Linked DNA regions of Mus musculus: region 1 is linked to region 2. The links are chromatin contacts, found by Hi-C or POLR2A ChIA-PET in ENCODE. All regions are on one chromosome and are shown on one strand. Each heading gives the region's core, a stretch centred on a gene start or an enhancer-like site at or near the end of the contact. The rest is flanking DNA. Distances are from core to core; before and after follow the strand shown.

Region 1 (7,279 bases), core at 1,476-3,975, 48 kb after region 2:
TTATAAAATTCTGAAAGGTTTCCAGAGCCAAAGCAGAGTTCAAAGTGAAAAAGCATCCATTTATATTTAACTACTAACCAACCTCCAAATTTTAAAGAGCTTATACCTTGCTCTGAAGCAAAATGCGCAATTCAACCATCTCATCAGTATTTCTAGATCTTTTAAAGGCTTGCTCCTCTTCCATATCTTCTGCAGGGCGTTTACCTAGAAATTAAAGTTTAAATTTTCAATTAGAAACATCCCCCAAGAAAGGGTAATTGAAGCCACTTTTTAAGTCCCTGCCTTTGTCTCCCTAATATCCCTAATATCAAAGGCCTTATTTTAATAAGTATTTCAAAGGATTAAAATGTTGGTTGGAAAAACTGTACTGCTTTTTAACCTGTGCAAGAAAAGGTTACTTCTTTTCATAAAAACCAACAGACAAACTCAAGACTACAAAAAAATGAAACTATATAAGAGGTAAACAGAACATATCAAAAACATTTATGGTAATTAAAGTAACAGAACAGAAAATACTAATTGGTTATAATTAAAGTATCTTCTCACCAAATTCACCATTGGTTTCGGTGTTGGGGAAGGTTTCTTCTGGCTGTTCGGTCTCCATTTTCTTGAATTAAATGGATCCACCAATCTGTTGAAAAATAAAGAAGCTAGCTAGTACATTGGCTTATCAGAAAGCAAACACTCTTTTGCTTAAAATCTTCCAAAAAAAAAAAAAAAAAAAAAGGATTCTGCTTCCAGCACACACAAGTGACATCCTAGTGCTACAGTAGTATATAAAAACAAGGTCTGATTCGAGGAAACTAAAATATTCCTAAAAGTGAACTGTTTTTAAAAACTATAATTGAGGAGAGACAGGCATAATGGACTTCTTTTAGACTAGATTGTCTCAATGAAGCACACCCTAACCACCTCCACCACCAGAGCCTTGCGCCCCCCCCCCCCGCAAGGGGTGTGGGGGACCAGTAATTCCGTCCTCAGCAACTTGCTTCATTTCATTACAACGGAAAAACTAGTCGACATATAATTTTGTTCACGAGACTAATTCTTGAAAAGACCACGTCTTATCACAAAACTAGTGTTATAGTAGGGCTAGTAGTAATTTTTTCCCCGCCTTTGGTCGTGACTGACAACACTAATCAATGAAATCTGCCAACTTTAAAAAACTTAGCGGCAAATACAAGGTACATTGAACTTTCAGACACAGAAATCTAAAGAACCAGATGGAAACGACCACCATTATTCAGCAAAGCCACGGAATCTTTAATCACCAACACCATTATTTTAGGCAACGTAAAAAAGGCTATTTCCCAACAATTTTACCTCTAACCCAACTCTCCAAGACTGCAACCAAACCATCACAACTGGTCCAGTTAACTCGTAGTCCTACCAAAGCCAAGGACCAACACAGGATCTTAAAGTCGAGGCATCACCCTCATGCCTTCTCCTATTCCAAAACGCCGGCAGCAAATGACGATCCCTCTGGGGACCACTTTAAATGCAGAGATCGGCCGGCCACTCCGCTAAACCCCCGGCCGCGGGGGTAAATGGATTCAGGCAAATCAGCCGGGTCTACGCACACAAACAGGCCCAGCCAGCCCTCTCGTCCCGCGGCCGCTGTTCCCACAGCGCGCTGGTGTTAACAGGTCCGCCGAGCGAGACCGACCGCGCGCGCTCGCCTCCCGCCCACGGGCCGGGCCTGGAAGCAGCGGCCAGCGACCGTCGCCGAGCGGCGAGCCTCTCCTCACCCGGATCCGACAGGAAATGGCGGCCCGCGTAATGGCGACTACGTGCGACTAGGCGGAGTCGCGCGAGACCCCCCTCCCCCACCCAGCACGCGGGCTCGCGAGCGCCCGTCCCCCGCACCTCCCCCACCACCCGAGACAAAGCCGCCGCGGCCGCCCCATCGGCCCCGCCGCGCAGCACCCCCCACCCCGGAGGTGGGGTGAGGAGGGAGGCCCACGCCGTGGAGGGACAAAGGGCGGCCGGGGCGCACACACACACACCACACCCGCGAGTCCACCGGACGGCCCGGCGCTCCCTCCACACGGGGCGCCCGCGTCGCAAACCCACAGGCCTCTCCTTCCCGGGTCCCTCAAGCCACCTAGCGCCGGCACGCCAACCGCAGGGGCACGCTCGGGGAAATGGCGGCGGTGGGGGGAGGGGAACCCGGGCAACGTTCCCCGGCGGGCCACGGCCGCCCCGAACGCCACCCCGGACAGCCGACTACGGCGTCCGACCCCGCTCCAGCCAGCGCGACCCGCCCGTCCCGCTCACCGCGCGAGTCCGCCGTTGCCTCCCGGCCGCGCCGCCTCCGACGGTCGGTCACTGCTAGACAGAGAACGAGGACAAACCCCCTCCCACTTCAGCGTCGCGCCCCATTGGCTGCCCAGGCTTCGGCGGTGGTGCGAGCGCGAAGCGATTGGCCCGTGGCCGCGTCAATTACGGCGCCGAGAACCCCGCCTTCCGCCGGCGACTCCCTTTGGGCTGGAAGGCCGCGGGCCTGAGAAAACTCGGGCATGGGGATAGCCCAAGCCGCCATCCCGGGGCGCCAACCCGCTCCGGGGACTCGCTACCCCGAAGCCCTAGCCCACCCAGATACCTACAGGCCGCAATCGAGTGGGAGACGAGCACGACGGCGACGTCCGTGCAGCGGAGAAGCAGAGGATAATGGCGTCTGCAGCGCTGTCGCCTGTAGCGCCCTCCTCCTTTCTCGTTCGCGCACTCTGTGGTGAGGGGGAGGGGAGTAGTGACAGACCTCTCGCGAGACTTCAGCGGCGCTGCTCACGTGTGCCGGGAGGGGCGACTGCGGGGGGATTTTCGAGCCCCGAGGGAGTTTGGCGCGATTGGAGGAGGGACGGTCGCCCCGTGAGCGCCCGATTGGGCGGGAAGAAGTGAAAGAGGGAAAAGAGAACCCAGCTGGGAACGGGAGAGGGAGAGCGGCGCGCGGCCCTGGGATCACGCTGCGGTGCGAGGCGAGGCGAGGCGAGGCGGGAAGGCCAGGTCGGTCGGTGCTCCGCCCGGGTTCCGCAGCTACCCGTTGTCGCGTCTCGCTCGCCCCCTCCCTCCCCGGCGCTGCGGGCTCTGCGCCCCCTCCGCGGCGCCCGGGAAACCCGCTGTGCTAACGGCTCCCCCGGCGGGGAGGGCGGGGGAGGGCTGGAAGCGGCGCCCGCTCCCAGGGAGCCCGGGGCTTACTTCCGTGTTGGGCCGGTGCGATGCAGACCCCCCGGGAACGCCGCGTAGGGAATGCCCGCGCGTCCGTGCTGCAGCGCTCCCTGGGACCCTCCCTGAGAAAGCTCGCAGGCACACTGCCCCGCCATGGCTGCCCCACCAGGGGAAGGGAGGGTCACTGCGGGTGCTCGCCTCGCTCCTCATCCTCACAGCAGAGCTCCACGGTCCCCAGACTCTGGCTGATGTCCGGATGTCAGCCTGTAGGGGTGACCTCCAGTTAGCGAGGCGTGTGTGCGAGCGCACCCTGTCCTACCTTTCCCTCGAATAATCCCAAAATGTGCACACCGGCCAGCACCCTGTAAATCGCTCCGTTACAGAGCGGTCGAGCCATCCTTTACCTAACTGACAGAAGAGACTGGGGCTTGAGGATCTGGTGAGGGGGCTCTCGTTCTGAGACAGCCTAGTGTAGCCCTGGCTGTCGTGGGATCCTGTAGATCTCCTGCCGCTGCCTCTCAAACGCTGGCATTAAAAGCGTGTGCCCCCACTCCTGGCTCAAGATTTTTCATATGGTGGTTTTTGACCCGGAGGGTCTCTCAAGAGATCCACCTGCCTCGTCCTCCCAAAGCAGGGATTAAAGGCAAGCGTAACCATGGCCAGCTAAAGTTAGTATTTCTTTTTTTCTTTTTCTTTTTTTTTTTTTTTTTTCCGAGACAGGGTTTCTCTGTGTAGTCTTGGCTGTCCTGGAACTCTGTAGACCAGGCTGGCCTCGAACTCAGAAATCCAATGCCTCTGCCTCCCAAGTGCTGGGAGTAAAAGCGTGTGCCACCACTGCCCGGCAAGTTAGTATTTCTAGTACAACATTTTTTTTTTCCGAGGCAAGGTTTCTCCGTGTAACCCTGGCTGGTCTGGAACTCAGAGATCCCCCTGTCTCTGCCTCCCGAGTGCTGAGATTATTGCCTGCATAGCCGCCTCCACCACCCCGCTAACAACTTTTTTTGTAAATGAGAAGTGGGAATCTAAAGGAAACTACAGAAATTGTCTTGACTAGTCTCTAGTGAGAAGTTGCTTCCTCAAGATTTCATGGCAGGATTGTTCTTGCGCCCACCCCCACCCCCCAGTTATACCTGTTTGTTTTCTTCTCTCACTTTTTTAGGTTTTCTCTTTGAGTAATCAAAGTGTCTTTTGTCCGTCCTTCATTTTCTATTTAGAGTTGGAGGTTTTCAATTCCTTATTAAAACCTCAGACTGTAGCTCAGTGGTGTAGCACACTGAGTGCGGAGGCCCTGGATTTGGGTGTCACAACAAAGCCCATGCCACTTTGTTTCCTTTAGTGGCTCCTGGGTAACCATTAACCTAATGCTTTAGTATCAATTTGGATTCAGTATGACTTAGCTGTGAGATTTAATATAATTTCAACAGTTCAGTAGCTGGCTGAGAAAATATTTGAAATACTGTAGGCACCATACCCCGAGTTCTGTCCTGTTTGCCACTTTGTGCTGACAATTCAATGCTTATTACAGTACTTTGAATACATTGTGGGTTTTGTTTTATGTGTGAGGGAGTTTTTTGAAAAGTAGAATAAACTATGATGGTTCATGCCTTTGATCATAGCAGCTGGGAAGCAGAGATGTGAATCTGTGAGTTCTAGGTCAGCCAGAGCTACATAGTCAAACTGTCTCAAGAAACAAACAAAACTAAGGTAAGAGGGCAGACAGGTGAGATGGAGCAGTGGGTGAAGGTGTTGGCTGCCAAGGTAAATTTCATCTCCAGGATGGGGGAAGACCAGACCTTACTCTCTTGACCTCTAACCTCCACACATGTGTATATAATGAAAAAAAGTTTTAAAAAGTATTGAGGATAGAAACCATATTCAAGATGACAGAACAGAGCTGGGTTAGAGACTCCTAAGTGGGATTTTCTCTCTAGTTTTATTTTTATTTATTTTTTCCTCAAGATAAGGGTTTCTCAGTGTACCCCTGGCTGGAACTTCTTCTGTAGACCCAGGCAGTCCTCAAACCCTGAGATTTGCTTGCCTCTGCCTTCTGAGTGCTGGGAATAAAGGCATGTGCCACCAGCCAAGCTTTGTGGCTACTTCTTATGTCAACAGTAATATAACGGTTTTATCCCTATAAAAGGTAAGGTCTATTACCTTCCCAGAACTCTAAAGTCATCTTAGTGTCTTTAACAAGTTAAAATGGTGTTAGAAGTAAGTGCTTATTTATTTATTTATTTATTTAAACATTTTGTAGTGTGACTAAGTGGGAGCCAGGGGATAACCCTGTGGGACAACCCTGTGCAGAGTTCTCTTCTACCCTATTGGACCATAGGAGTAGACTCATCGTTACATTTAGTGGCAGGTACCTTTACCTGCTAAGCCATCTTTCTTAGCCCAACTTATTTTTTAAAGGAAAATAATAGAAACATAAAATGGATATAAATCTTTGTTACTGATTTAAGATCTCAGCTATTGATTGAATGCCACATACAATATCTAGGAATGGTGTTCTATTAAAAAAATCTGAATCTGATTAAAAATTAATCATTGAGCCAAGTATGCCTAAACCTTAGTGGTAATTAGCAGAATTTTCCTACTTGGTTCTGTTTAAGTCTTAGTAGTTTTTAGAATGTAAATATGTATTAGTAGCCAAATATCAGGTACAAAGGTTAATAAAAGTATTTTTTCTTACTATAAAAGTGGTGAGGATTAAGTTTTGTAACTTTATATGTTGCTATTATGCTAAGGAAATACGAATATATTTTTCACGTCATTAAATAGTCCCTAAAAAATGTTAGAGCTGGGTGTGATGGTATATTCCTTTAATCCCAGAACTTGGGAGGCAGGTTCGAATAGATCTCAGTGGAGACCAGTCTGGTCTGCATAGAGAGGTCCAAAGTCGCATAAAAGGAGAGGCCCTGTCTCAACAAAACAAAACAAAACAAAACTTGAAGGTCTAGAGGGATGGTTCCTGGTCTAAGAACTTAACTGCTCTTCCAGAGGATTGGAGTAACTCCCAGCAGTGTGTAATATCCAACTCCAAGGGACCTGACCCCCACCTCCTTGAGCATCTGCACTTGTGCACATGCCTCCACCTCCCCACATATACCTTATACCACCCCACACACTTAAACATGTTTAAAAATCTGAAGACTACACAGCCTTCTATTTCATAGACATAATGTATGTTTTTGCTTGATAACATTCAAACCCCCTCAAATATATAAATATTGATAAGCTTTGTCAGATAAGCATTCCAGTGTCTTTTGTTCCTCTTCCCTCATCCCTCTCCTCTTTCCTCCTAAATCCTAGAGATTGAGCCCAAGGCTGCAGATACACCTGTTCTTGTCTTTATTTCTGATCTTTTAATATTGGTTCTGGAAAGTAAAAGGTGTGTGTTACAGGATATAAACTTAATGTTCAATTTAAAAGACCTCTTTTTCCAAGTTGTTTTTCTTGTACTGAGGGGACTGTTGTTTGTCTATCAGCAAATGGGAAATTGTGTGTCCTAGCTGACCCTTTGCTGTCTGCCATGACTGTGGTAAGACACTTTTACAAGGGAGAGGGTATTATGCCTAACCAAGAGCAAGTGGGTCCCAGGCTGCCCTATCTCCTATGCTTGCCTTCCTCAGCAGCTAAAGGCACTTGCCACCAAGTCTGACACCATAGTTTTGATCCCTAGAACCCACCTGGTGGAAAGAGAACCAAGTCCTGCAAGTTGTGCCATGGTATATATCACTGCTTCAAAAAAAAAAAAAAAGTCCTCCGGTACCTGAGTTTCCTCTGAACTGCTTGGTCACACACTGTGTTAATTACCTTAGTTATCTTCTGGTTTAACTGTAACCCTGGAAACAGGCTGCCTCTGCCTCCCCAGTGCTAGGTGTATGCCACCACCACCCGGCTACATTTCCATTTTTAGCCTGTATTGTTTTTATTTTACTTAACTGTCCCCAGAACCACACCATCCTACTTTTGCACTCATGGGAATAAGCTAGTGACTTTCTGTGGCGCAATTCTAGAATCTTCACTGCCCCTTATCTTATGTTTCAGGGTCATTTCTCTGCAGAGGAGGCTCTGAGTACTGTACTGACCATCTAGCTTGAAATCCCTCGTT
Region 2 (7,649 bases), core at 2,418-4,917:
GAGTTGGGGAAGGAACAGAAGGATGGAGGATGTGGAGAGATGGCTCATTAATTAAAAGCATTTGCTGCTCTTCCAAAGGACTCGGGTTCAGTTGCCAACACCCAGGTGGTGGTTCATTTATAACTCTAATCTCAGGGGATCAAATACCCTCTTCTGGTCTCCACTGGCAACAGGCATACTCATACACACACATACATGTAGGCAAAACATTCATACACATGAAAATAATCTTTTAAAAATCAGACTGAAGCCAGTGTTGGTGGCACACACCTTTAATCCCAGCACTCAGGAGGCAGAGGCAGGTGGATTTCTGAGTTCGAGGCCAGCCTGGCCTACAGAGTGAGTTCCAGGACAGCCAGGGCTACAGAGAAACCCTGTCTTGGAAAAAAAAAAAACCAGACTGAAAAGTTTCTGACAGACTGGATGTGACATGAGAGAAAGTGCTGGTCAAGACGACTGCAGGGCTTGCCCAGAGTCACTGCAGTTGCTGGTGGTTCTAGTGGGTTGGAGGAAGAGACAGCAGCACATTCTTCTAACCTATTAAGACAATCAGGCAGTTGAATCTGTGTCCTCGGAGTTTTAACAGTATCTGGAAATAACTGGAAGCCATCTGTGTACAGACAGCATGTAATGGACTGAGCCTGGCTGTGACCACTAAGGACAAGATGTTTTCAAAGACAAAGGTGCCTGGGGGAGAGCCAACACCTGAGCTCCAGAGCACTTCTCATTCTAGTTCATTTGCCAGAGCACCTCAGGAGGGACCAGCATCATAGGAGAAGTACCAAGAATGTGGTCCGTCACTGGAAACCAGGTGGAGAGTGTGCTAATGGGTCCAGGGAGGTAAGAAGTAAGAGCAGACCACTGCATTTAGCAGAGTGATGACTTTAGGATTATCTCAACAGATTATTATCTCAACCGATGAATCTCAATGGCTGTAGAAGTCTGAATATATGACTCTAAGACAGAGTGGGGGAAGGGATAGACAGTCCCAGAGGACAGTTTCATATCTGATGCACATGAATTTAAAAATCAGTTTCCATGGGCTGGGGATGCAGTTCACTGGAGAGTGTTTGCTGATGTGCATGGAGCTCTGGATCCGAGCCCCAACACTACACGGATTGGACACGGGGTGCACATCTGCACTTGGGCACCAGGAGGTGGAATAAGAGGGTCAAAAGTTCAGTCATCCTACACCACACTGAACGTTGTCCTCTGACCCCATTCATATGCCATGGCATGCGCCCTCAATAATAAATAAAGTTTAAGGATATACATAGGCATAGTTTTTCTAGAAAGAACTAAGACATAGAAATTATTCCCCAAAGTGACAGATTACATAAAATTAACATTTGTATCATACAGCTAAGTAAACAATTTCTTGAGTTTATAGAGTACAGGATTAAAAAGTATCTTCCTCAACTATACAGCACATAGGTACTAATATCTAAAATACACAAAAAGCCTCAAAAATTATCCCATCAATGAATGGACTAATGAACAGAATAGACCACTCTCAAAAGAAGTCCCTGCTGGAACAGCAGTAATCAAGACAACAACAAATGCTGGCGAGGATGCAAACAGCACAGACCTGTAACTGCTGGTGGGATGAAACTAGTCTGAACATCATGGAGAGCAGAAAAATGCAAGGCCCTTGAGAAGCAAATCAGATCTGCCATGTGACCCAGCCACACCACTTCTGAGTGTTTAACCCACAGAGTCCAAGTTAACAGATTCCAGAGACACTTGCACATGGATCACTGCAGCATTATTTACAATAGCTAAGTTATGGAATCAATCCAGGTATCCATCAGTAGAGGAATGGATAACAAACATGGTTTATACATACAGTGTCATATATGTATGTAGATACACAGTGTCATATATAGAGAGAAGACATGAAAGGAGAAGTGAAACTGTCTGGGGATAAAGAGGATTGATGAGAAGGGAGAAGAACAAGAGTGGTGGATAGCAGGATGTTGGGAGAATACACTCAAATTACATTATATTCTTGTAAGAAAATAGTCTTCTACATCCCATCACAATAAAATAAAATTAATATTAAAAAGATATTTGAAATAGCCAATAAATATTTGAAAAAGTATACATCTCTAGCCAATAGTGAAATACAAATAACAATTTCTTGAGCTGAGTGTGCTGTTGCATATCTGTAGTCCCAGCACTCTGGAGGCAGAAGCAGGAGAATCTCTGTGAGTTAGAAGCCACCTAAGGTTGCACAGTGAGACTCTACCTTTAAAAGCGTGGGCGTTGGAGATGGCTCAGCAGTTAAGGGTACTTAATGGTATTGCAAAGATTCAGGTCTGATTCACAGAACCTACATGGCAGCTCACAACCACCTAGAACTCCAGTTTCAGAGGATCAATGCCCTCTTTTTGGACTGCATGGGCTCCTACACACATGTGGGTGCATGCAAGTAAGTATGCGCGCGCGCGCGCGCACACACACACACACACACACACACAGAAATAAAATTAATTATAAATTTCTTTTTAAAATTGAGATTGCATTTCATCCCAGTCAGAGTGGTCACCATCAAGAAACAAACGACAGGGTAGATAGAGAGTTGGCTCAGTGGTTAGGAGCACTGCTGCTTTCCAGAGGACCTGAGTTTGACTGTAGCATCCACTGGCAACTATCTCGAACTCCAGTTTCTGGAGTTTGGAACTAATGCAACGGAACATGTGGTAAGAAGCAGACGTGGAACTGACTAAAGACAATGGCGGCATGAGAGAGGGTAGTGAGGAAGGCTCTTGACTGAGGAAAACATAATGACATATTTATATGAAGAGGCCATGAGGAAACAAGCCTATTACTTTTATGTTACCTTCAAAAATTAACTTTAAAAGGCAATGACAGGGGAGGGCCTAGTGCAAACCCAACTCTATGAGGGCTGAGGTGGAGGAATCCTAATTTCAAGGACAACCTGGGCTACAGAGTAAGTTTAAGCCCAGCGTAGGCAGCTGAGGGATTCTTACCCTTGAAACAAACAAACAAAAAAAGCAAAAAGAAGGCTAGTGATGTATCTCAGTATTGTGGTGCTTAGTCAGCAACTTAGTTCTATTTCCAGTACCATAAAAAAAAAAACAAGATTTAAAATGTTAAGGTCTATGATGGACTCAAACAGATGGCTGTACACCAGTGTTTGTCTCAGCTAAGTCGGGAGGCAAGGCAAAGCCAAGTAAAACAGACCAACAGCCCAGTGCTCAGTCATAAAAGAAATGAAGTCTTGATTCATGCTATAAAACACTGAGAGTTTGAAAGTCTTACCAACATGGCCTCCTCCGATGGTGTATGTTTTCCCAGATCCAGTTTGTCCATATGCAAAAACAGTTGCATTATAGCCCTCGATGAGCGACAGCACTAGGGGCTTTATGCATGTGTTATAAACTTCATCCTGAGTGGAGTTTTTGCCAAAAACAAAATCAAAAGTGAAAACTCTATCTCTCCCAATGATAATCTGCTGGGTATTCGGGATATCCCTCACACAGACTTGATGATTATGTAGAACTTCTTTGCAGAGCAGAGGTCTGATTCGGACAGCCACTTTTATTGGTATTTCTTCCATGGCAGCTTGGGTTTTACTTAATAGATTATGCACTTAGTGTTCAATAACATGTGAGAAACATCCATTTTATGTAAGCTCTGGACTCCTGCATATCAAAATAAAAGATACAGTTTAATTACTAGCTGCAGTAACGCAATAAAAACCTTTCATGTTTCAAAGCAGAGCCATTTTGAACAGATTCTTTACCAGTACAAATTGTATGACAAAGTTGACCTGACAGTAAAATGCTTAAGGGATTTAATGAGGAAAAGATTCAGCATTTAGGTTTGCTTCAAAATAGTTGCGGGGACTGGGGACCATGAATTGGTTAATTATAAAGTTAAAGAATAAAAACACAGAATTCCTCTGTTTATGTCCAGAGTGTGATGCTTCCTAGTTCATTAATCTAAATAATGAACAATTACAGTTAGAAATAATTAATTAGTTAGGAAATCCAGCTGAGGGGATAACTCAGGAGTTATAAACATGTTAAAAGTAAATACTTGGTATTGAAAGGACCCAGATGTAGCTGTCTCTTGTGAGACTATGCCGGGGCCTAGCAAACACAGTAGTGGATGCTCACAGTCAGCTAATGGATGGATCATAGGGCTCCCAATGGAGGAGCTAGAGAAAGTAGCCAAGGAGCTAAAGGGATCTGCAACCCTATAGGTGGAACAACATTATGAACTAACCAGTACCCCGGAGCTCTTGACTCTAGCTGCATATATATCAAAAGATGGCCTAGTCGGCCATCACTGGGAAGAGAGGCCCATTGGACTTGCAAACTCTATATGCCCCAGTACAGGGGAACACCAGGGCCAAAAAGGGGGAGTGGGTGGGCAGGGGAGTGGGGGTGGGTGGATATGGGGGACTTTTGGTATAGCATTGGAAATGTAAATGAGTTAAATACCTAATAAAAAATGGAAAAAAAAAAAAGTAAATACTTGGGAAGGCGTTGAGATGGCTCAGAGATTAAGAATACTGGCTGTTCTTCTAGAGGACCTGGTTCAATTCCCTGAACCCACATCAGGCAACTCACAACCACCTGCAACTCCAGTTCCTGCACACACATGGTACACATAAATGTATATAGGCACACATCTATACATAATATATATGCATAATACATAAATACATTTTAGCCAGGTAGCAGGGGCACACACCTTTAATCCCAGCACTTGGAAGGCAGAGACAGGTGGATCTCTAAGTTTAAGGCCAACCTGGTCTACACAGTGAGTTCCAGGATAGCAAGAGCTGTCTTGAAAAACAGAAAGAAAGAAGGAAAGAAAGAAAGAAGGAAAGAAAGGGAGGGAGAGAAAGAAAGAAAGAAAGAAAGAAAGAAAGAAAGAAAGAAAGAAAGAAAGAGAGAAGAGGGAGGGAGGGAAAGAAAATTTATAAATACATAAAATTTAAAGTAAATTATTTGTATTATACTTGAAGGTATTGAAAAATAGCATTTCATCTCACAAACATCAGAATTAAATGATGAAATTTGTGTCAGTATAATTTAAAATAATTAGTTCAAAAGCAATCAAAACTACAGGCTACAGAAATGGCTCATCAGGTAGAGGGTTCCCCCACATAAGCTCTGGGAAGCATGGGAAGGTGGAAAGAGAAAAACGCCTGCACAAAGTTGTCCTGACCTCCACACATGCTCCATCACTCACTCCCAAGCCCGGTGCATGCAGGGAACCTAACTTTTGAAAAATCAACAGGCAAATGGTGTCTTCTACTCCTAAACAATGCCTTAGCATTTTTTCCTGCACTGTGATTAAAACAGCCCAAACAAATGCAGTCTATCGTGGAAGGAAGTTTAGGCAGCAGCTTGCAGCCACTGACCATGTTCTATCCGCAGCCAGAAGAGAGCAATTGATGCAAGTTGCCTCTGCTCAGCCTGACACCCACATTTTAGATAGGCCAGGATCCCCTCCGCAGGAAACCATCCTTCCCAAAACTAAGGTGGGGCTCTCAGGACAGCAAATGGCTCAGTTTATAAAGGCGCTTGCTACCAAGCCTGACGACCTGAGTATGATCTCTGAATCCACATGGTGGAAAAACAGACATCCACAGATGTCCTCTGACCTCCATAAATGTGCACACACACACACAATGTGTAAAAAATAGGTAAAAACAGAATGAGTATTCCTTACATCAGCTACCATAAGATAATTGTCTACAGGCGCCCCAGAGGTCTAGATTCTGGCATTGTGCCATGGTCACATATATTTGGCTACAACTATTTCTTATTCCTTCTCAAGGTGACAAGTGTTTTGTACCAACTGTTTCTGGTAACTTTCTTTCTATGGGTCCCCAGGGATGACCCCCTTTCACCCAGTTTGTGCCCAGTGTTCTCACAGTAACTCAAGCGAGTAGCAGCGAGGACTTTGTGAGGCTCGGGCCTCCCTTGGTTTGGTCAGTGGTGCGCTGGTTTATCCGGCTGGCTGTTAAGGCTTCTCTTCTGGTTTCCAGAGGACTTGTTTCTTGACCATGGTGAAAACAACCAGTCTGATGGGGAAAGATTCTTTGGAAAAGTGGGTTTTAAGATTATCACCAATCTAGAAGGCTGTTGGACAGCAAATAACACTTCCTGAACTACTTGGTATGGAAATATTCACTTTGGTTTTATACAGTTTCTCACTCTAGTTTGGATCTCAGAGCAGTCCTGCTGCCTCCACATCTCCAGCATTGCCACTACAGGTGTGAGCTTCCACACATAACAGCTCTGGAAATGTAACCATGATAAATTAATATCCACTAACCTTAAAAAACAAAACAAAACTCAGCTACACTAAAAATGAACAGCCAGAAGAGGCTCACAACAAAAATCTTGTATGTCACTAAAATCTCAGGTCCCTTGGGATTCAATAGCCCAGAGTCAACAAACTATCTTTAATGGAGGTTGGGGAGGTGACAGACACGCACAGCTTGGCAGTTTCAATAATTCTTAACAAATCTTCAGTAACAGCAACAAAATACTGGTATGTATCATAAACCCTTACGTCCTAAAGCACTCTTAAAAGAAACAAAACCCCTCTGGGATGCAGTCTGCACAACAGTCATACAGATTAGATCACTTTTTTTTTTTTTAATGTCATCTAAGTAAGGCAAAAGTCGCTGTCTGGGCCAATGAGAGGGCTCAGCACCACAGCACGTGTGGCCACCTACCTGGTAATCTGAACTCAATCTCTGGACCCCACATAGTACGGAAAAGAACTGATAGTTGTAAACTGTCGTCTGACCTGCACATATTCACACTCACACACACATAAAAATTCTTATTAAAAAGGTTATGCTAAGCTGATCCCAACTTCTTTGGATAAATTGCTTATTTAAAAATACCAACTAGGCCCAGGGTTGGTGATGCGCGCCTTTAATCCCAGAACTCAGGCGGCAGAGGCAGGAGGATCTGAGTTCTAATTGGAGTATTTCCACTTCGTTGGGTTTTGTGAAGGTAATGTTGACATAAACAGTGTGGCCATATAAGCGGTTAGAATTTGCCTACCATAATCATAAAAAGTAATATGGTGCATACATATATGGCTCATAAACAACATGCAGTCCATTTTTTAAAGCCTGTGACAGTTTCTTTTCAGATTCAATGTAGTCCTGTATACTGTCAGATATAAAAAAAAAAATTAAAAATCAGCAGGGAAATCTGATTGGCTGGTAATATTTGAGGACACTTTTTTAAAATGTGACCAAATGCAAGATAAGCATTTACCATTTGGTAAATGTCATTTGCTAGGTAATGAGGTCTTCAACTACCGGCTTCCACGGACGTAGTGGCGGGAGTTAGAAGTTGTGGTCCACGGGTTGTCACTTCTTTCCTGAGAAGAGTCCCAGCAGAGAATGATGCTCGCAACAACTCACGACTGCATAACGGAGTCTGAGTGTGAGCCGGGAAACCGGGAAACAGACCCGGGCGGGCGGCAGGCACCGTCCCTCAGCGCCTCGCCGCCCCGAGGCTTCCCTCGCGAGGGCAGGCTCACGGCGGCGCCATCCTCACGCCGCAGCCGCGCGCCCCGCCGCCCTCCGGCCCGCGCCCAGGCCCCCGCTGCTACCTCAGGACGCCCCGCTCCGTCCGCCG

What was found. Hi-C counts contacts between places; a loop is a spot of excess contacts on that map. ChIA-PET counts read pairs that join two places held with the same protein, here RNA polymerase II (POLR2A).
Region 1: a loop to region 2 is called in a map of heart, with 2.1 times the contacts of the local background. The contact joins the promoter of Hnrnpk here to the promoter of Kif27 in region 2. A Hi-C loop is called at or near these places in 2 of 37 maps with a recorded cell type or tissue (both heart). POLR2A ChIA-PET finds 5 or more read pairs at or near these places in 2 of 5 experiments (Patski and embryonic stem cell).

Annotation. Positions count from the first base shown.
Region 1 is chr13:58,399,787-58,407,065 of GRCm38, forward strand. It overlaps Hnrnpk (heterogeneous nuclear ribonucleoprotein K), which reads right to left and starts at 2,726. Exons shown (of 16, transcript NM_025279.3): 1 at 2,607-2,726; 2 at 547-631; 3 at 107-204. The coding sequence starts at 604. Rmi1 (RecQ mediated genome instability 1) reads left to right here and starts at 2,811. Exons shown (of 3, transcript NM_028904.3): 1 at 2,811-3,003; 2 at 7,216-7,279.
Region 2 is chr13:58,351,280-58,358,928 of GRCm38, forward strand. It overlaps Kif27 (kinesin family member 27), which reads right to left and starts at 3,668. Exons shown (of 17, transcript NM_175214.4): 1 at 3,286-3,668. The coding sequence starts at 3,583.